Linked DNA regions of Mus musculus: all the other regions are linked to region 1. Evidence: chromatin loops called from intact Hi-C (ENCODE). Cell type or tissue: left cerebral cortex. All regions are shown on one strand. Links, peaks and the distances in the headings refer to the core of each region. The heading gives the core; the rest is flanking DNA. Region 1 overlaps Cacnb4 (calcium channel, voltage-dependent, beta 4 subunit). Region 2 holds the start of Stam2 (signal transducing adaptor molecule (SH3 domain and ITAM motif) 2). Region 3 overlaps Stam2 (signal transducing adaptor molecule (SH3 domain and ITAM motif) 2). Region 4 overlaps Stam2 (signal transducing adaptor molecule (SH3 domain and ITAM motif) 2).

Region 1 (5,599 bases), core at 244-5,243:
TTGGGTTTTTCAAAACTGGTTTTTCTGATTAGCCCTGGCTGTCCTGGAGCTCACTCTGTAGACCAGGCTAGACCAGAACTCAGAGATCTGCCTGCCTTTGCCTCCTAAATGCTGGGATTAAAGGTGTGCACCATCACCACCTCAGCTTTTAAATTGCTAAATTAAAACGTCTTCCTCTTTTCTTGGATAGTTGATTCAATGTAGTTAATTAAAATTATAATTATATGAAAAAATCATAATAAATGCTGACATCAAAATATAGTGGGCTGGCAATGTAGCCCAGTGGTACAGCACTGCCTAGCATGCCTAGGTTGGTCCCCAGCACTACAGAACTAGGCAAAAATGTCTGCCTTTGAACCATGTGTGATAGCTAAGATTGTGTCACATCAAAGAAGACAGGGAAAAGATATAGTCATGGAGAGGTGGGATAACCTGGGGTGGGTGGATCAGAAGGAAGAGCTGAAGCCAAAGGAAGCGGTCCCAGTGCATGAAACTAAATACAGAAGTTGGTATGCGTGCAAGCCTGGGGATGGGGTAGCATTTGCTAGCGTTTGCTAGCTTTTTTTCAGCTCACTCACAGATAGATGAGGTTTTTAATATGCTCGGGTAAGAATTGGAAATAGCTGAATGTTCATGGCATCACTGTTCGGATCAGCCAAACTAGAGAGAATCCAGATGTCCACAGGCAAGCGAAAAAGGCACAGAAATGGGGATGGAATACTATTCAGCCTTTCAAAGAAAAGAAATTCTGCTGCATTCTCCAGCACTGAGAAACTGTGAGGCCATTGCACTAAGTGAAAAAATCCAGGCATAAGAATACAAACACTGAAGCTGGGCGTGGTGGCTCACGCCTTTGATCCCAACACTTGGGAGGCAGAGGCCGGCGGATTTCTGAGTTCAAGGCCAGCCTGGTCTACAAAGTGAGTTTCAGGACAGCCGGGGCTATACAGAGAAACCATGTCTCGGAAAAAAAAAAAAAAAATAGAATACAAACACCGTTACAACTATACTCCTGGGCGGTCCCTAGAGCAGTTGAATTCACAGAAAGTAAAACAGATGTCACTGGGGTCTGCGGAGAGAAGGAGAGCATGAAGGGTCATGTCTGGGCAGCATCTATCTCCAGAGTTCTGGAGATAAAGGGATGAGGATGACTGTACAATATTGGCACATGTTCTTGGTGAACCGTACTTGACAATGGTTAAAATGGCCAAGGCAATGTTACATATATTCTACCACGATTCCCTTCAAGGCAAGGCCCAAAGAAGCCTGCGGACTGACTGGTGACTTCCCATTCCTCTCCTTTGCACTGCTCTCAATTCAGAAAACTTAACAAGCAGGGATTCATCAGACACTCCAAGATTCACTTTAGAGTTAAAACGCACACGTAAAGAACAACGGAACCAGACTGTTCCCCAGCTTTGGAACAGACTTTCAAATACAGAGGATATAAAGTTCTGGTAGATGGACTGTCGCCAGATGAGGTGGCCCTTACCTTTAATCTCAGCAGTGGGGAGGCAGAGACAGGAAGATCTCTGTAAGTTTGGAGCTAGCCTGGTCTATGTAGTAAGTTTGAGAACAGCTAGGGCTATCTAGTTCTCGAGACCATGTTTTTAAAAATAACTGTATTGAGGGCAGATTAGAAATCAACAGGTCTTGATCTTCGGTCACTGAAATAACCAATGAGAGTATCGAAACACTTTCTTCAATAACAACTGCGATTATAGCATAGAAAGAGAAATCACGTCATAAATAAATAGGATGAGCTTGAGTTCACTTTTTTAATGGACTAGAAAAGGCCACACGCAGTAGGGAGAAAGCAGAGGCTGTTTTTCCCGGTTCCTGGTTATGGAACTGCATTTCTAAGACGACAAGGGGAGCTCCATTCAGGGGAAGCTAGAATGTCCCAGAACACACAGCACCCATTTTCTCAGACGTGAGCAAAGACAGAAACAGCAGCCAGAACTGCCCCCTGGAGAAAGGTGGCGTGCTAGAAACTGGCAGGCTCCATCAGTCAGCAGGGTAAAGAGAGGTTAAATTATAAAACTGTTACAGCAAGTGCCTCTGGCCTGGAGCAATTTCACAGAACAATCACTAAGATGATAATCGCTCTCCACAATTTCTTCCCTACAGCTGTGGCTGGCTTCAACTTGACTCCTGCAAATAGGACAAATCTAAGTTGCCCTCTTAAAAATCTGCCTCTTACCTTTCAATCTCACACTCGTTTCCTTTCTCGTTTATTTCTCCTGAGACCCATGGGGTTAGACCCGTTCAATGCCGGGTGTAGGCCACTGGAGGCCCTGATTTCTGCCGTGTTAGCCCGTTCTCCTAGGCAGAGAGGCCTCTTAAAGGAGTGGGTAAGATATGTCTGCAGAGCTGCAAACGTGGAAAACAAGAAGATTCTGTCGGCTTTGCATTCAACCTTAGCTTTTTTAAAATTAAGCTAATTAACTCGGAAAACCTGGCTTACCAGCTCAGGCCTATTGCCTGAGCAAAACGGAACCAAACCGTCTCTGGGTGCTCCCACCCAATAAGGAGAAAGGGTTTTATGGCTGTCTGGGCTGCAGGTGTTGAGTTTAAAAGATATTCAGGTGGTGCAGCACTTCTACCTCTCAGGCTGACATCTCTGGGCTGGCTGAGCTCTCTGTCGTGGGAAAGCTAGCTGTGGACTCAGTAACACCTCTGCTGTGACAATCAAAGATGTCTCCAGATACTGCTACAAGTCCTCTGGGAAGCAAGACCACTCCAGATGACGATAAGTAGGTAGAGTCACTCCATCCCTCATGCACCACCATGAGAACCCAGCTGAACTCTCCAGCTGGGGGCTGACACTTCTCCAGAGGACCTGCAGGCAAGCCAGGACGAGCCACCAGTAGGTGGCGATCAAGACCCCAGTCAAAAAAATTGACAGCTTCCACTTAGATCCTAAAACACTCATCTCCCAACTCAGGACAGCAGCAGGACCGCACCTCAGCGCACCTCAGCGGCTGCCTCCTCCCTCCCCCACCCTTTTCCTGGCCTAGGAAATTCTCCAGAACAGCCAGCTCTCCGCTAGTTGGCCAATCTATAAATCAACCAATTTTACTTTATCAATCTCTGTTCTCTAATTCCTTTCGGGTACAGAGAAAACAAGATGGTAGGTTTGTGGACCAGGACCCAGTAACAACTGCTCTTTACCCCGTTCACGGTCTGGCTTACCACACAGCCATGTTCAGTCTTTCTCTCGGCTCCCAGTGGCTGCTCAGAGCCCTTCATTTCTCTTTGCTTGCTATGATAATTCTGTGACCCTCTCCCTTGCTGTCTCTTGCTCACCTTTCCCCTCTTCCTTCCTTTCCTACCTCTCCTCTTTTCTCTCTCTCTCTCTCTCTCTCTTTCTCTCTCTCTCTCCCTCTGCCACCGTCTTCATCACAGGAAGGAAGTAGGTCAGCAGGACAGTCTTCCTTTGTTACTTTGGAAAGGCTCTTGCTTGGCACAAATGGGAGATTTGTGCCTTATAGGTCCAACTTCTTGCTGAAATCTATGGAAAACAAAACAAGGTGTGTTCTGAAGCTTCTGTGTGTAGATAGAAGACTTACTCAGCAGTAATCTAAGACCCTGCTTTAGGAGATACACACACACACAACACACACACACAGAGAAAGAGAACACATTCTATTCCATATTCCACCTAGGGGACCCTCATTATGACTCTGATGGCTTGACAACAGAGCATCATGTACTAAGAGGAGGAAGCTCCAATCCGGTGATCTGTTAGTAATTAACACTAGGCCCCTGTGCAAAGACTGGCATCCAAGTGTCTTGACTGGACCTGCAGAACCACTGCCTGAGCTCTGCAGACGCATCCTAGCCAGGGTGGCAAAACTTCAGGGTGTGGCCGACTGAACGAAGGCTACAGGTTCGGTCCCATTTGTGCGAAACAAGTGCCTTTCCAAAGTAACATGCTGCGTTGAGTCTCCTAGCTGCCTGAGAGATGACCAGTTCCCTCTCGTTTGGTACCCTCCAACCTCACCCTCCCCTGGCCCTTCAGAAGCTTTAACACTGTCAGAGACAACACCTCCTCCTGGGATGGAGGGCTCTCTGGGAGCCTGGAGCTGAAAGCATCACTGATAGATTTCCTCCAAACAGCCACATCAGCACAAACCAACATGAACAAAACTAATCAGTCATCACATAAGAAGAGCCTCCCGGAAAGTGACAGGCAGATGGGATGTTAATGAAGTTCACACCGTTAGCATCCGCTAATGCTCACTGCTTTCTTAATGGGGCCAGGTCTAGTAGGAGAACTGTAGACACACTCACCTCTACAAAACAAAAGCCCTAGAATAGAACCTAATGAGAAGCTGGTGACTTGGAGGAGCTTTACCTGCCAAGCAAGGTCCTCTTCTATCCCCATCCCTGCAGCCCTGGTTTCTTTGTGACTTTTTACATCCATCTCCGGGGAGGGTGGTGGCTTTATTCAGATACAATCATCCCCATACCATTCAATCTAATCACTTAAAATAAACAGTTCGATGCTTTTAGCATATCTGCAAACTTGTGGCGCCATTATCAAAATCAATTTCGGGATATTTAGAACACAGAACCTTTTCGAAAGACTGAACAATTAGAGATGTCCCAGAGTTCCCGTGTTGAAAGCTCACTCCACAGTGTAAGGTGATGAACCTAGCACCTTTATAAGAGTAGAGGTGGATCGTCGGCATGACAACTCAGTGGGTAAGGACCCTCGCCACAAGCTGGCATCAATAGTTGCTGTGAGAATACAAGACTCATATAGACTGCAGACATATCCTTTCAATTCTCTTGTACCTGAATGTAGAATATGTTCGTTGGTGTTTTGCCTGCATGAATGTCTGTGTAAGGGTATATCAGAAGTCCCGGAACCCAGGTCCTCTGGAAGACCAGCCAGTACTCTTAACTGCTAAGCCATCTATCTCTCCAGCCTCCTCCTCTCTCATGTTACTGTCCTTTTGAAACACAAAGGGTTTTTTTTAACATTTATTTATTTATTTATTTATTCATTTATTCATTTATTTATTCATTTTAGGCTGGGGTTAGTACCCAAGGCCTTGTGACTGGTAGGCATGTATGGTTATGCCTGAGCTACACTCCAACCCAACTTTTTAATTTCGATAAAATCTAAATTACTTATATTTTCTTTGGTTACTTGTGCGTTGGTGTCATATCTTAAGCCCAGATTCTTTTAAATAACCTTCTCTAGGCCTGTTTGCCAGCCACCATTTCTTTTATCCTGACACAGCAGGGCCTCCCCTGGCCAGACTCTTTCACTATGGAGACACAGCCCACAGGTCTAAAAGACAAAAGGCCTTTCACACACCCCCCACTGAGTCCCGCTGATCTCTGATTACCACTTTGGCTATTAGGCTCCTAAGCCTAAGTGTTTTCTCCAGCTTCCGGAGGCTGTCAGGATTATTAATCAATCTTTGAACTAACTCTGAAGAAGTCTAGGAAAGAAGGTGCTCTCCCCCCTCTGGTTCTGAGAGAAGATAGCTAAGAAGAAACCGCACCCTTGATATTCTCTGACCTTGACTACGGAGGACTGGGGAGTCGGGGTCTGGGGAGTGTGACAAAGAGCTGTCAAGGA
Region 2 (5,599 bases), core at 249-5,248, 110 kb after region 1:
GCAAAAAGGGTGTCCAGTACTGCACTTTTTTTTTCCCAAAGGGACGGGTGTTAACGAGCTCGGGAGAAAGCAGGAAGTTTGTATCAGCAACTTAAGCCTCGTACGAACAAGGCTTTTCCCCCACTCCTGCTCTGGGTGACTGGAACAACCCTTCTCGGTATCCCAATCTCGGACAGGCAGGAGTCGGGCGAGCCAGAGACGCACCGAGGCTGCCCCCCGCCGTCGAGAGCGGCGCCGCCCCTTCGCTCTCCGCCGGGGTTTCCAGGCACCCAGGCCGCCGCCCACTTTCGCCTTGCACACAGCGCGCCGGGCACCGCACTCACCCACATCTTGCTCGAACGGGTTGGCAGTGAACAGAGGCATCACGCCGGCAACCCGAGCTGAATCCCGACGCTCTGGCGGGACTCCGACTGCCCCAGCTGGGCGACCCGCCGCGGCTTCCTAGACGGCTTGGCCCAGCGGTGCCTTCACTTCCGCCGCCGTGCCTGCCCTGCGCGCGCCTGCCTGTCCGGCGCCCGGCCGCCGCGGCTCCAGCCCCACCGGTGGGGCCGCACGACGCTTGGCTGAGCTCTAACACCCTGTAGTGGCCTCTCTGCTGTCCCAAAGACGTGGCAGCCCCCGATCCGACGCCTGATCAGACACGGCAGCCGCCACAGTCACCTTTCCGCAGTGAGGACCCGAGAGAGCCACGGGGCCCAGGGGAGGGGCTTCAGGGCCGGAAGTTGTGGTAGCTGGAGATGCCAGAGGCCGCCGAGCTTGCAGATCCTGAGTGGCGAGGCGGGGTGCGTGGCTCGGGAATGTCGTTTCCTTCGCCCCAGGTTGTGACAGCAGCTCTTCTCGAACCCGAGTACTTCCTGGGTACCAGGTCAGGTCTTGCTACTCGGACCCCGCGCCCGCATCGCGTCTGGTTGCTATGGAAACAGCTGTCGCCTTATGAGAGGCGCTGAGAATTGCCGCCTGGGTTGTAGATGCTCATGGGATCCCGCGGTTAACCAAGCCGAAATAGTCACCCTGGAAAGCGGCTGTGGAGAGACTCTTTGCTTCTCATTTCTCCTGCATGAAAACAGAGCTTGGACCATGGAATATAAAGACGAGTGAAGGGACTGGAGAGGTGGCTCAGCAATTAAGAGCGCTTGCTGCTGAGGTTTTCGTACCTTCGCGGAGGCAGGGGTTACAGCAGTCTGTAATGCCTAGTTCCTGGGAACCCGACACCCTCTTCTGGCTTCCGTAGGCATCTACACTCACCGTCCTATACCCACATGCAGACACGTAAAATTAAAAATCTAATGCCTGGCGTTGTGGCCCACGCCATTAATCCCAGCACGTGGTAGGCAGAGGTAGGCGGATCGCTGAGTCATGTTCAAAGATGAGTGAAGTGCACTCAAGCATTATAGTGCAAAAACATTTATAATGACTTAGTTATGTATAAGAGTCATAAATCCGGGTTCCCACCAGATCCAGCCAGGCATTTAAATAAGTATAAGTGTGCAAACACTCTTCCTGCAATACGTTGCCCTGTACGTCTTCACCCTGCTTCGTATCTGTTCATATCATTTATCACTCTCTATAGTACAGATAATTGTAGTATCCTTATTCATTAGACTATAAATTCCATGAGTTTTGTTCACAGTGTGAACGCAGGATCTAAAAAACAGTATCTGGTAAGAAAGTGCACGGTAAGTACTTTTAGAATGTGGCCATGGCTTTTGAATGGAAAAGCACACATCTAAAGCTGGCACCTTGAGCCGACGAAATCACTTGGCTGTAAAAGCCCTTCTAGCCCAAGCCTGAAGAGTGATGTTCAGCACCCAGAAGCCAAGGCAGAAGGAACCAACTCCAGAAAGGTGTCTTCTCCCCGCCACACACACACCCTTCGGCAGTATCCCGAGCACGGACCCTCCAACTCACACATATCATAAACACACATAATTTAAAAGATCTTTATAACCAGGCATGGTGGTACAGGCGGGTGGATCTATATAGTTATCCACCTATATAGATTACAGGTCAGACAGGGCTGTATAGTGAGACCCGGTCTCAAGTAATTAAGTATTTTTAAACTAAAGCTGGCAGCTCTAGTCAGTTTCAGCCATTTATTGAAGCACGAGCCCTTCCTTCTAGGACTTGAAGTTTTTCAACAATTTTTTTTTAATTTTGAGAATCATTTCAGTGTTTATTTATTTATGGACTCTTCTTTCAGTTTTGAGATAGGATCTTCTGTACCCTACATATCGACATATTAAAGAAGCAGACGTTATTTTCCAACCTCTAGTGTAAGGAGATGATAATAGATTCTTCCTGTGTGAAATCATCTGAATTGAATACATTATCTACTATAAAGTTAGGTTTACAAGTGAGATGGAAACATTTGCAGGTTAATGGACTAGTTTTTTTTTTTTTTAAGCATCTTAATCTAGAGTGTTCAGAATATGTCTGGACACTTTCTAGGATTAATCCCCAGTGTTAGAATGGAAATAAGTTACCTAGAAATTTGGCAGAACCTGTTAATTTTTTTCCCTCTACTTTTTTTTTTTTAACTTTATTTAATGTATTGTTGCTCTGCTGCATATACATCCTCCTGCCAGAAGAGGGCATCAGATCCCCCTATAGATGGTTGTGAGCCACCATGTGGTTGCTGGGAACTGAACTCATGACCTCTGGAAGAGCAGCCAGTGCTCTTACCCACTGAGCCATCCCACCAGCCCAAACCTGTTAATTTTTTAATTCTAGCATATAAGACACATGGCACCCATTTAGGGATATTTTGGAATATAATCTGATATCAATCCACATGTGAATAAGGAGTCCCAAACAGTTAGGTTGCTAGCAAAGACCACATGAGATAACTTAAAAGTACTTGTATTAAAAGCAAAGAATTGAGGGATAGCCTTTGAAAATATCATTTTAGAGGATCCTTGCTCCTGCTGTTTTATGGTGAGCATGCTCAAGTATCTTTATTTACCTGCTAGCATACATACCTAGTCAGTCAGTGAGTTCACTTAATTAAGAACAGTTTCGGTAGTGATCAGGAGCAAACCCTGTGTTAGCCACAAGAGGATAGTTGAGTTTTGTTACTTCACGTATAGAAGGAATTGAGCACTTAAAAGATATGTCTGAAATAACCTGCAAATTCAGATGTGCAAAGTAATTTGACTTGTTCATTTTTATTTTTTTAAGATTTATTTATTTATTTAATGTATGTGAGTACACTGTCACTGTCTTCTGACACACCAGAAGAGGGCATCAGATCCCATTACAGATGGTAGTGAACCACCATGTGGTTGCTGGGAATTGAACTCTAGAATAGCAGTCAGTGCTGTTAACCGCTGAGCCATCTCTCCAGCCCCCTTGTTCATTTTTCTTAATGCAGTATCTTTCGTACTTATCTCCATGGTGACAGGAAATACAATCAATTTCAGATAAATCCTGTTTCAGTGTTTTTCTCTGTTACTTGGGTTTACAATCAGCAAGTTCGATACCTTTACCTTAGGCCACGTACTCATGTATGCACCAAGATCCATCTTCAGGTATGTTCTCACTCTCCCGGCACATGCTTTTTGAGTTACCCTTATTATTCCACAATAGGGACAGTGTTTTCCAGACACACCATGACAAAGTTGAGTCTACTTGTTGGTGAAGAAACACCAAAGGCAGTGTGCTAAATCTTGAAAGAGGTAGAAGCATATTGCCGTTGTCTTCTAGCTAGGTGAAATAGGTCGGTCACTTGCATTCACAACATCAAGGAAATCTGTCAGCTCAAAGACCTAAATAAAGCTTATCCATCCAGAGAGCTCCTTCTGCATTCTGCAGTCTCATTCCTCCCACATCAGGAACTGAGCTAAATGAGTTTCATCTTATTAAATGTAAGTACCCACATAGAATTAGTGACTGGTATAGTAACTTGGCAGACACACACAGGAGGAGCTGCAGTGGGCAACTGAGCTTCCTGGAGACTGCACACCGTATTCTATGCTGCGGTGGGTGAATCCTGGAAAGGCATGGCCCTGGGAGCTTAGTCAGAGGATTGCTGTTGATATGCCTTTTCATATTTGTCAGTGCTGTATTCATTATTTTTCTGATAAGATGTGATGGGACAAAGGAAGTCCCTTTCTGCCTATAGTCTGTTATAATTGATTCCTGGGCATTAGCCCACCCTATTGGGCAAACTTCCTGCAGATTAACATGAAGATGATGAACTTTAGTGAAATGATGCTGTTTAGATGAATTAATGGTTTTATAGAATTCCTAATTCGATTGAAATAATTATAAGAAGTTAAGACAGTTAATAGAAAGTTTAAATTTAGTATCAAAAGTAGAGTGTACCTCCCCCTTGTAGAAGAGTAAAGTTTGCATGAGAAGGACTACAGTGAGCTACCATACATTATAAGTGCATATATTACACTAGGAAGAAAAATAGGCTTGGAACAAATTAATGATCAAAGAAAACATACATTCAAGGTCAGGTCCAAGGATAAGGCCAGAGGTGTGCACCATGATAAAGGAAGGCCATGATAAAGGTGGGCAATTCTATTGAAAAAAAAAAAACAAACTATTGCTTTGAATGTAGGCTTAGATCTTTCAAACTCTACCTTTAATAAGGGTTCTTAAATGCTTTAACCCTCCTTCTAGCCCACCACCCACCAGAGGTATTGGAAAGGGAAGGTTAACAGAGCAAAGGAGGATGTGGACTTGTTTAGAAATGGTTCTCTGGAGCAAATCCAATCTGCATTGCCAGGATATCAGCAGTTCAGTTCACTTGAACCAGCAGAAGCAGCTCGATCCACTTACAAACACCATTCATGAATCAGCAACAGCAGGTCGAAACACAAGAAATAGCGAGGCTCCTCCAATTGGCTACAGAGTCTACGGAAATGGAAACAGCAAGAAGTTGCAAGAAGCTGCCTGAACACCACCAGAATTTTTTGATGTGTTTCTCTCTATAAAGTGACAGATGAAAGATGACCAGCAAAGAAGAGTAAGGCATACCAATACCACACAGCATCATCCACTCTTGGTTGGGTTATACTTATACCCTTTCCAAATATCACATTCTCTCAAGCATCTGCTCTAGCAAAACATCACATGTCCTTTTTCCAGGCTGCTCCCAGAAAAACACCAGCAAAGCATCCTCCCACATGTCTGCCTCAATAAAAACAGCCTCTCATAAGACAATTTCCAGAAAAAAAAAACGACATAACACAACTGAGTCTCCAAAGAAACCAGAAATTTCCACTTCATATACTGCTGGGGGCCAGCCTAGCGATTGTTCTTGTTTGGTTCTTTGCAGTGGAGGGGGAAGAGCATCAGTGGAGGGTAAGACTTGGTTTTATGAGATATTTAGGGTTGCAGTATAATAATAAAATGTTTACCTATCTAAGTCTAAGTTACTGGAGCTGACCTGCCTGAATCCCTCTGGGGCCAGAAACTGCAGTTTCTGGCAATTAGCACCTCATCCTAAAATAGCCAGGAGATTAAGTAAACAATTAATTGCTGTAACCTTTTCCCTTTTGCCCAAATACCTCTTGCTTGTCAGGTTAGTGGGAAGTTTGGGGCAGTAAACTTCTATTGAATCAGGAAAAGAGAATGGCAGTTGCAGAAG
Region 3 (5,599 bases), core at 82-5,081, 98 kb after region 1:
GTCACTGTTTTACTGCTACAAAGAGACACCATGGCCAAGGCAATGCTTATGAAAGCATTTAACTGGGGGCTTGCTTGGTTTCAGAGGGTTAGTCCATTATCACAGTGGGAAGCATGGTAGCATGCAGGCAGGTACCGGAGCAGAACTGAGGGAAGAGTAGGGGGCTTCTGGCATGGGCTTATTTATTTATTTGTTTATTTATTTGCTGGTTTGTTTGTTGGTTGGTTTTTTAGACAGGACTTCACGTTGAAGCCTTGGTTGTCCAAGAACTCACTCTGTAGACCAGGCTGGCCTCTAACCTCAAACTCACAGAGACCTGTCTGCCTCTCAAGTGCTGGGATTAAAGGTAGTCACCACTACCTGACTACTGCTAGCTGGACTTTTGAAACCAGTGACTTCCTCCAACAAGGCCACACCTCCAAATCCTTCTAATCCTTCTCAAGTAGAGCTACTCCCTAATGACTAAGCATAGCCTATGGGGGCCACACTTATTCACACCTCCATACATGGAGACACTGATTCAATACGTCAGACTGAACAAAGAAAGAAATATCTATCACTACCTTTGGACCGGATCAGAGTAATGTTAGTGCATTTTGTGTTCCCCTGCACAATAACTAAGGTGTTAGGTTAACTAATAAAAACCAGAATCTTGTATCTCACACTCTCAGAGGCTGGGAACTCAAAGTCCAAGGTGTGGGCATGTGAAAAGCACCTTCTTGTTGCTTCTTTGTTTGGCAGAAGGTGGAAGCCCACGAGAGCAAATCCATCGTGATGTCTAATGTCAATGTATGTATTTATCTGTGTGTATGTGAGATACATACATACATACATACATACATACATAGACAAGACAGACTGACAGGCAGGCAGACAGACAAGACAGGGAGAAAGAGGGGGTGGCAGCCATGTAACAGCTTTCAGTCAATTCTGGAATCCCACTTTGCTGAGCAGGTCTCTCTTGTATTTGCTGCTGCACGGCATACTCCAGACTACAGGCCCGTAAGCCACTGAACCTTTAAAGCGTTTTCCTTTTGTTATGTGTGTGCATGATGCATGAACTACAGTGCATACATGGAGATCAGAGGTCAACTCTGAGAAACTGGTTTTCTCTAGCCACCATTACACAGTCCCGGGACCAACCTCAGGTTGAGAAGCTTGCACAGCAAGCACAAGCACCAATGAGCCGTAGCAGCTCCATATCAGGCTCTGGAAGTTATTTTAAAGATATATTTTATGTGTATGTTGCCTTCATATATGTGTTATGTGTAACCACATGCATGTATGGTATCCATAGAGGTCCAAAGAAGGCAATGGATCCTCTGGAACTGGACTAGAGCAGCTGTGAGCTGCCAAATTGATGCTGGAAACTGAACCTGGATCCTCAGAAAAAGTAGTAAATTCTCTTAATGGCTGAACCATCGCTCCAGCCCCAGGGCTTTTAAAAATAAAAACTAGCATTAATTCTCTCAGGCAGTGGAGCCCCTAACGAGATAAATACTTCCCTAAGGGCCCACCTTTCAATGTTGTTACACTGGAGATTATAAAATTAAAGGGAACATTTAGCCACTGCAATCTTGAACCAAAAACATAAGCTTCCTATGTGTTAATAAAATCAACAATCTTTATCTTAAATTTTTAAGGAAAAAGAAAATGCAAATAAATCATTTCCAAAGCAGAAACAAATTGGAAAGTTGACAGATGAAGAGGCCACAGCTGACGACCTCCACTAAGAACGCAGGTCCTTGCCTCACAAACAGCTCACTATAATTATCTGAAATAGTAAGACAAATGTATCTTCCTGATTTATGAATAAATGGTGTATGCTTGTGCTAGTGATTATTTAGTATTATTAAGTTTCCAGACTACATGACTCTTTCTCTCTCTCTCTCTTTTTTTAATGAGGTAGCTTAGGGCAAGCTTCTCTGCTTCCACCTCCAATGTGCTAATTTGACAGGCATGTGCCACCATGTTTCATTTATGCAGTGTTGGGGATCAAACCCAGGGCTTTGTTCACACCAGAAAAGACAAAAAAAAAAAAAAAAAAAAAACCACTCTCCACCTTGATTTACATCTCCATCCCTAAACCACACAGCTCTTACATAGGTAATTCAGGAGCTGGAGAGATGGCCTAGTGGTGAAGGGCTTGCTGCTCTTCAGAGGGCCCACGTTGGTTCCCAGAACCCATGCCAGTGGACTCACTGTGGCACACAACCACAGCTGCTAGGGGGAGGGAAGATCTGACAGCACTCCTGCCTCTGAAAGCATATACCCACCTGGAATTTACATGCATGCATTCACACACACATACAATTAAAACATATCTTTTTTTAAAAGCTAAATTAAAAACAAAAAAACTGCACTGTGCATCCACAAGATGAAGCGGTACATATAGCAGAGCTCCGACCAGATGGTGACGATTCAGGAACAGCTTCCCAGCATTTTGTATATGCGAAATCACTCACTCCTCAGCCAAAGAACATCTCCACTCTGTGAACGGAGAAACTGAGACACAAAAAAGCAACCAGCATGGGTTATACAGCAAAACATTTCTGTATGGTGGTGTACTCCAAGTGTAAGGTCCTGTTTGAGATAGGGTCGCTTTTAACCCTGGCTGTCCAGGAACTTGCCATGTAGGCCGGCCTGCCTCCTGCCTTCAAAGTGCTAGCTAGGATTCTCCATATGCACCCCCATGCCTGGTTCTGAAGCACTAACATTAAACTGACTTCTGCACACAACTTAGTGTTCAAAATTGCCAAGTAGGTTCTTCCCAAGTTATTTTTCAACTTTTCTACACATAACATCCTAGAAATGCAGGATAGGACAAATCCTACAACACAGAATTGAGCAAAACACCATGATTAACTCCACTCGTTCAGCACATTGACTACAGTATTCTCGACACTGGGCAGATGGCTCAGTGGGTAGTCACACACTCAAGCAATGTGCTCACATGCACTCCCATGCACATGCATGCACACACACACATGACCTAAATTCAGATATGTAGCACCCACATAGACTGCTGGGTGCTGGGGAAGTAGACGCAGAAAGATCCCTGGGGCTTGCTGACCTAGCCTTATCTGTTAGCTCCATGTTCATTAAGAACCTCTACCTCAAAAATCCAGATGGAGAACGACTTAGGAGGACACTCGATTGGCCTGTAGCTCCCACACTCGTGTGCTGGTCTGGACGAATAGCTGCACGTGTGTGTGTGTGTGTGTGTGTGTGTGTGTGTGTGTGTGTGTGACACACTCCTCAGGTCTTGCTCTGCTGCTCTTCCCTTCACGTGTCACATTATCGCCTTTTTTTTTTTTTTTTACAAAAGACAAGTTCTCATTGTTGGGAGCAGACAAAAGAAACTTGTCTTAAGTGCTGCCATTTTGACCTCAGACTCCATTTTACCTAAGCTGACCAGCCTCCCGTCTAAGCAACAGTAGTTACCCAAAATATAATGATTGTTCCTAGCGACAGGAAGAACAAATGAATTTGATTGGCTGGGCAAATCAGATCAAGTCAATGTCAGCTGATGATGATGCTTGGGAAAGTCCCTAACCCCAGAGTTCTGACAGGGAAAGATTATAACTGTAACCGGGCCCGGGTGCTCGAGGTCTGTGTGCTTAGAAACCTACTGCAGCCCCTACTCAAGGCTGCCAGAGGAATCAGGCTCCAGGGTCCTTGTCTGGTGGCCCTGATGGATCAGCAACTCTGCTATGTGCTGGGAACAGTAACAGATTTTGCTATCTTGAGAGCCCACTGGTGTACTCTCTCCTCCTCCCCGTGGTGCACAACAGACAAGGTGTAACACTCATTATACAAGCCTAACTGACCTGGAACTCACTTTACAGAAGAGGCTAGCCTTCTGCCTCCTGAGTCCAGGCATGAAAGGCATCCATCCTCTTCCATCCAGTGACCAACATTTTTTTCAAGAGACTAAGGAGTTTGGCAGATAGAAGAAAAATTGGCGGAAATCAAAATGATTTGCTTGCTTTTTATTACTTTAAATCACTTTCCGAAAGGGCAAAGACAAAAGGGAACCCAGAGGCAGATCTCACATTCCTGAAAATTCACTGTCAGCTGGCCAATTCTGCCAGAATGCTCTCTGTAATACTCTTGGGTGAGGAAACAAACATGCTCATTTCTACATCCAGCCCCCAGGAGGCAGGAACATCAAGAGTTTAGGGCTAGTCTCAAGCACACAGCAGAACAACCCTGAGACACTCAAGAAACCAAATAAACGGCAGGGGGATGGTTTGTTGGTAAAGTGCTTGCCATACAAGACTAAGTCACTAAGTCCTCAGCACCCACACAGAAGCCGAGTGCATCGCTGGTGCGGCAGCACGGAGAACAGCCAGGCCTTGCTAGCCAGCATTGCCCAGTCAAGGCATTCTACATACAGTCCAAGACTCCATTTCAAAAAATAAGGTGGCAAAGGAGAGTTGAGGTTACTTAACATTAACCCCTAGCTTCCAAACACATGGGCAGATGTGTGTGTGAGCACACAAGTACACACAAAATAAGCAAAAATTATAATCAACTTCAAGGATAAATAAAACAATGAGATGGTACTTGAACAGCTAAGATAACAAAACCCACACCATTGGGCTGTAACAAATTTCTGACATGAAACCAATATTAATGAGCTTAAATTAAGTAAATGCACACTTTAGAATATCAATAAATTGCAGGGGCAAAGGACTGTGCCCTGTGTCCTGTCACAATGACCTTCATTTCCTATAATAAAAATGAACATTTATTAGTTATTAGGCAATATTTATGAGTTAATCAAATAGTAATTTTAGAAAAAATAGTCAGGGCTGAAGAAAGATGAAGACCTGTGTATGGATGCTCAGTGCCTACAAGATTAGGGTATGGCCACATTTGCACCTGTAATGTCGAGGTAGAGGGACAAGAAGAGCCCTGGGGTCTGTTGGCCACCAGCCAGTTCCAGTGGAGACCACCCAAGGGAATAAGGAAGAGAACAGGACACCTGATGTGCCTACCTGAGCTCGGGCATGTATGCTTGGACACACCCATGCACTCACTTGCTCCTGCCACCCCCCTTCACTTTAAGTTTTCAGATATGACTAGTATTTCTAATATTCCGGGTTTCATAAGGGTTGCACTAACACGTCTCAGGACAGACGAAGGTTTTCAGAAGAAGCCTCTCCACTAAATTTTCACACGCACTTACACTCACTGTGGGAGGGGCATACAAGTACCACAGTAGGTCTGTACTTGTCACAGGACAACTTGAGGGAGTTGGCTCTCGACTTCCACCAGGTAGTTTCCAGGAATGTAACTTAGGTTATCAGGCTTGATGGCAAACACCTTTATGGGCTGAGCCACCTCGCTGGTTCTGTAGTCTCCTTATTCAATATATCTTGAATAATTCTGGAGGGGTCATATTATCTTGCTGTATTTTGGCCTGGGGCTAACTCTGACTCATGGGTTGACTTCTTAAGCCTTCTTAAGCATGTGTCACTAACTCATTTAAACATTCTACTGAAAGCTAAAGCGGCACCCATCTATAATCCCAGAAGCCAGGAGGGTTAGCTAGGAGAATCCAGAGTGTGAAGCCAGCCTAGGCTACATTGCA
Region 4 (5,599 bases), core at 103-5,102, 78 kb after region 1:
TAAGTTTTAGGTTTTCAACATTACAATTTAGTCATTAAATTTCTAAGTGGTCTATTATTATCCATAGGAGAAAAGTAGAAGCTCCCTAGTCGCCACACTTCATAATCAATATATTACACACAGTCGTTCATTTACGCCACCATATCTACTCAGCACGCACAGTGTGCCAAACCTCCTTCCCTCTGGTGCTTAGATTCGTGCAGGGAGTGAACAGAATCTTCTGGGGTTGGTGGACCCCACAGTCAAGTGGGACAGAGCAGTATCCACGGGCTCTGTCACTACAGCTACTTTCATGAAAACTGTTACTGCTGAGATGAGTAAATATACAAGCGAATAGATGTTTATGACTAAGCCAGTTTCTCTTATAACAGTGTTCCATCTATACTCTGACCTATATTTATAAATAAAAAAAAAAAACTCAACCTGTATTTCCTATTTGAACAAAATATAGACCCAACTCAATCTAACTCTGAGAGTTAAAATAGTATAAATTACAACAAAAAAGTATTTCATAAAGAGAATGTTTTAAAATAATTTATAAATACGCATATCTGAAAACTACTTAGTACAAGTTCCCTGGAACACTGTTAGAATGTACCTAATTTTAACTAAATTTTGATGGAAACAAAATTACTATAAAAAACAATGTATCTAAAGGACTATTTGGCTAACTTTGAATTAATTACATGTAAAGAAAGCTCAACAAGACACAGAGATACAGTTAGAGTCAAGACACCTTTCATGCAGAGCATGGTGGCACATACCTTTAATTTCAGCACTGAGAGGCACAAGCAGTTGGATCTCTGTGAGTTCAAGGCCAGCCTGATCTACAAAGAGAATCCAGGACAGCTAGGACTCTGTTACACAGAGAAACTGTCCCAAAAAACAAAACATAAAGAGTACCTTTTACCATTTAAAATGTTACTGAAGAGAGGCTGGCATCTAACCTAGGGCACTGCACAGGCTAGGAAATCATTTTACTAGACTATAGGCCAGTCTCTTCCAACTATGCTAAGAGGAAAATCACTGAATAGGATGTTTTCTATGTTTTGTAAAGTTATCTGAAAAGTTCCCAAGGTTCCTATCAACTAAGAAAGCCAAAGTAGATTGTTTTTTGTTGTTGTTGTTTTGGGTTTTGTTTGTTTGTTTGTTTTTTTGGTCCTTGCTGGCCAGAAACTCACTGTGTGAGTCAGGAACTCAGACATCTGCCTGCCTCTGCCTCCCAAGGGCTGGGATTAAAGGTGTGTGCTGCCACGCCCAGTCCCACCTACTCTCAGAAGTCAATAATAAACTCAAAGGAAGATAACTTCAGTAGACTGGAGCTTCTTTGGGAAACTAAAGCCTTTGCTACGTTACCTGTCTCAACCTCTGTGCTTAAGTCAGTCGTTACAAAGTTGGAGGGGAAGAGTCCTGTTCCTCTGTGATTTTCTCCTTGCCACCAGTTGGCGTCACTGAAAACAGCATGAGAAAGGTCATTTGTTATCCTCCATCCTGTCGACAGAAAACTGAACACAGCTACTGGACTTTCCCAGTTGTTCCCATCCAGCTATACATAAGAATTGTTTTCCTTGGCCAGACACAGTGGGATAGACCTGTAATCCTAACACTGGAAAGCCAGAAATGCTTTTTTCTTAAATTAATATATTTATAATTAAATCAGTGAAAAGATAGTCAAAGAAAATCTATATCCTCATACCTACATTTTGAAGCAATTATCAGTGACTAAACCCCAAGCCCAAATCCATCCTTCCACGCTACATCCATCCCAACTAAAGCAGCTCCCTTCCCAGCCTCCTTGCCACCTTTCACACAAGGACAACTGAACTGACACCTGTATGGAGACGTGTTACCCGGGCAGAGCGTACAGTTTCATGATGCTACTCATCTTTAAAGTTCCATCCCAAGTGCCTATGCACTTAGTCCAGTCATTTCTGTGAAGGTGAACTCCTGACAGCTCATTCCAGGTCACTCCCAGTCTCCCAACACTACAAGGACTGAAGAGTACAGAGGTGGTGGGAGATGCCCTTGGGAGGCAGAAGCAGGTGGATCTCTGAGTGGGGCCAGCCTGGTCTACAGAGTGAGCTCTAGCACAGCCAGGGCTACACAGAGAATCCCTGTCTCGGGAAAAAAACAAATAAACAAGACTGACTAGTAACCACTCTGGGTTAGAAAGCCCACAAGCAACAGCTGCTCTAGGTTGTTCAAGGCCGTGACCTGCAGGCTAGGTGTGTTCACACGTCTATAGTTCTTAGTACTTGGAAAGAACTGCACAGCCACGGGTTCAAGACCAGTCTGGAGAAAAAGGCCAAACAATGAAACTATCTCTGAAAAGGACTGAGGGATGGGGCTGGGGAAGGATGGACACACAGACAAAACTACTTGCTGCTCACATGTTTATTAGAAAGACTGGTAGCTCACACTCCTTCTTCCCCAAGGAGGATGGGGCAGTCATTTTCCCCACACTTGATAACTGCCCATACCAACATCTGATGCCAGAAAGAAGGCGAGCCAGGCGTGCTTCAGCAAGCTCATCCGCACTCTCCAGGGCCCACTAGTGCTACACTGCCTCTTCCACAGACTGACTTTTCTTTTTCTTCTTTGAGACAGTTTCTCTGTGTAACTTTGGCTGCACTGGAACTTGCTTTGTAAACCGCTTGTTCTTTTTTTTTAAAGATTTATTTATTTTTATATGAGTACATCGTAGCTGTCTTCAGACACACCAGAAGAAGGCATCAGACCCCATTACAAATGGTTGTGAGCCACCATGTGGTTGGCTGAGAAATGAATTCAAGACCACTGGAAGAGCAGTCAGTGCTCTTATCCACTGAGCCATCTCTCCAGCCCCAAACTGCTTATTCTTATCTTTGCCTGTTAGTTTTTCCTACTGGACCACAGGTATTTGTTTTTTCACTGATTTTAGTTCTTTATGTACTTAGAAAGGCAACTGTCTATCTGAACTAAGACCACCCTTGCTTTCAGGCCAATTCAGTAGTTTTTCCTCTATGCTTTATATCCTTATCTATCTTTCTCTGCCCTAAATTACTGTCTATTCCCCCCCAGAGACTTGTCTAATAATTCAGATTTTCTTTTTTGTCCGTCTCCCACATTTAGGTCACTAAATCATGTGGAACCCAACTGTTCGTGCTGTGTGAAATAAACTTCATTTTATTATATAAAGAGCTAATCAATGCAGCAAAAATTACTAAAAGTTCACTAAAGGATGCTCCTAGCCTCACAGACTTGATTTAATTGTGCAGGGGGGGTGGAGGCGGTGCCCAGGGATCCCTGAGGAAAAGGGGGGAGGAGGGGATAGGGGTAAGGACTGTGGGAGAGGGTGACCAGGAAATGGGCAGTGAGCAGGATTTAAAGTGATTAAGTAAAAAATAAATTAAAAAACAAACAAACAAAAAACAAGCCTAATGCCTGCCCCCCTAACTGCTATAGCAAGCTGTGTCTGTTCTGAGCCTCTCAGTGTCTCACTCTATTCCAACAGCCTAGAGGAACCAGGCTGTAGTTGTGTTCTCTGTGGAGTCTATTACTTGCAGCCAATCACACTCCAGAAGTCTGCAACTCCTAAGTTTTAGATAGCATGTCATCTGTCTAGGAAGTAAATCCTATGTGCAATACATCCATGAAGAGTCTGCACCCCTCATGCTGGCGTCTGCGCCCCTCATGCTGGATGGTTATTTTACTTTCTGGGCACTAGCACATCTCCAAAATTTTTTCAAATTCTTTGGGAAAAAAAATTTCAAAAGGAGTTTAATTGGAAATGCAGTTAATTTATGTGATATGAGAAAACCTAAATCTTTACAGTATTAAGGTTTATCACTCTATTTGTATGTTTATAAATATAATGTATACTTATATCTCTTAACTTTCCAAGAATTTCATAGATTCTCCATGAAGGCCTTGCATACCTTTGCAGGTTATTCATTATTAGATGACGTTATGCACTTTATTTGCATGTAGGTATATGTGCTTAAGTGTGCATATATGCACCACATGCACACAGGCGCCGAGGAGGTCACAAGAGGCACTGCACACTCTGGAACTGGAGTCACAGATGGCTGTGTGCTACCACGTTGATCCAGTGAGCCGAGTCCAGGCTCTCTGAGTCCTCATAACTGCTGAGGAGTTCCCGTGACTACTGTGAATGACATCTTTCCTACTTCTCATCTTCTAAACATGCCACTGAGTTTATATCTAATAACCCCAACTCAAACTTAGCTGTTTGCCAGTATCATTGATTCTCTTGGACTTTCCAAATGAACAGTCATAGTTATCTGGGAAGAACCCTTTTATCTACTTCCTAGAAATCTCATGTGACAAACTGACTCAAAGGATGCGTTTGATTTTCTTCTTCTTTTCCTTTTCTTTTCTGTAGGACTAGGAAGTATATCGAAAGCGTTTTCATGCTAGGTTCAAACTCTCAACACGGAGCTGTCCACTAAGGAAGACTCCTAGGGTTAATTATACAGCTATCTCTGTGACTCTGAGGCATTTCATTCAGTGAGCTCCACAAAGATAAAAAAAGAGCTCTCCATCACCTAAATTCTTAAGGTCAGAGAATGATGTATCCTAGTCCGGAGATATTCTGTATGCTAATTTCTACATAAGCAAGGACTCTCCGTGAAAACACAGCCTCCTCACTGGTGTCTGTCACACGGATGCTTGGCTGCAGCAGAGAAAGGCAGCTCATTCAGGTGACTCCTGAAGAGCGAAGCTCACTTATCAAGATGAAAAGGAAATTAGGCTGGTAGAATAAAAAAGGCATTTTCCTGCATTCCTTATGGGAAACTGAGAAAATAAAATAAACAAAAACCAACCTTTTGTATTTTAAGATTTAAAAAAGAAGATCCAGTTTCTCCCATCTAGTTTTAGGTCTTGGGTTGAACTCAGTTAAAACCACTTCCCAAGTCTGACGACCTGAGTTTGACCCCAGGGCCCAATGGTGGAAGGGAAGAACTGCAAGTTGTCCTCCAGCCATCACACATGTGTGCCCGCCCTCCCCATTAATAAATGCGTTTAGGTCTCAGAACCAAGGAAAACTTGAGCCTTTCTCTTCAGCTATAAGCTCTAACCAGAACAGCTCCCCGATGACTGCTGGAATGACAGTGGCAAAAGGAAAGCAATGCCCTTGATGGGTAAGAACATCCCATAAGAAAACTATGGCTACCACAGGCAAAGAAGCAACGAACTCAGTCATTTCCTTAAAGCCTCTTTCTCACTTTTTAATCAACCCTTCTGTTCAGTGCTTAGAATCCTTTCAGTTTCTTACAATTTTTTTTTCAAAGTCAACTCAAGGGGTTAGGGACATAACTCAGAGTCAAAGCACTGCCCTGAATGTACAAGGCCTGAATTCAGTCATTAGCATGGAACAAAAACCACTCCATCAAGATTCATCAGAAATGAAGCAGCCCCGGGCCAAGCCTCCCAGACCACATGTCTATGCCAAGTGTGAACTGGTTCTCCAGGGCCCGAGACAGCCGCTCTCATGGTATCATCAAGCTCTGCCTTGCATGTCACTGTCTACACAGTCATTTTAACTCTCCTACTTAAGTTTCACAAAACCAGAACTATGTCCTCATTCATTTTTTTA

What was found. Peaks named below come from ENCODE experiments on the same cell type or tissue, not always from the same donor. Only the 100,000 strongest peaks of a DNase experiment are listed, where the experiment ranks them.
Region 2: a loop joins it to region 1, with 4 times the contacts of the local background. A loop is called at or near these places in 17 of 42 quality-filtered maps.
Region 3: a loop joins it to region 1, with 2.3 times the contacts of the local background. A loop is called at or near these places in 17 of 42 quality-filtered maps.
Region 4: it touches region 1 in a loop (2.4-fold over the local background); 3 of 42 quality-filtered maps call a loop at or near these places.

The regions. Positions count from the first base shown.
Region 1 is chr2:52,630,220-52,635,818 of GRCm38, forward strand. The region is part of intron 2 of Cacnb4 (calcium channel, voltage-dependent, beta 4 subunit); the gene reads right to left. Among named protein-coding and RNA genes, the nearest start is that of Cacnb4, 44 kb to the right of the region's middle. In left cerebral cortex, for the core only: a CTCF peak has its summit at 2,869 (motif pointing right); a DNase peak (open chromatin) is centred at 2,870.
Region 2 is chr2:52,741,738-52,747,336 of GRCm38, forward strand. Stam2 (signal transducing adaptor molecule (SH3 domain and ITAM motif) 2) reads right to left here and starts at 412. Exons shown (of 14, transcript NM_019667.2): 1 at 324-412. The coding sequence starts at 363. In left cerebral cortex, for the core only: CTCF peaks have their summits at 1,234 (motif pointing left), 2,583 (motif pointing right) and 3,186; DNase peaks (open chromatin) are centred at 468, 769, 1,165, 3,849 and 1 more place; H3K4me3 peaks cover 1,225 bases; H3K27ac peaks cover 949 bases.
Region 3 is chr2:52,728,662-52,734,260 of GRCm38, forward strand. The region is part of intron 1 of Stam2 (signal transducing adaptor molecule (SH3 domain and ITAM motif) 2); the gene reads right to left. Among named protein-coding and RNA genes, the nearest start is that of Stam2, 11 kb to the right of the region's middle. In left cerebral cortex, for the core only: no CTCF peak of the experiment used is centred there; a DNase peak (open chromatin) is centred at 2,385.
Region 4 is chr2:52,708,240-52,713,838 of GRCm38, forward strand. Stam2 (signal transducing adaptor molecule (SH3 domain and ITAM motif) 2) reads right to left here. Exons shown (of 14, transcript NM_019667.2): 8 at 1,357-1,451. Among named protein-coding and RNA genes, the nearest start is that of Gm46741, 12 kb to the left of the region's middle. In left cerebral cortex, for the core only: no CTCF peak of the experiment used is centred there; DNase peaks (open chromatin) are centred at 2,707 and 4,639; H3K27ac peaks cover 207 bases.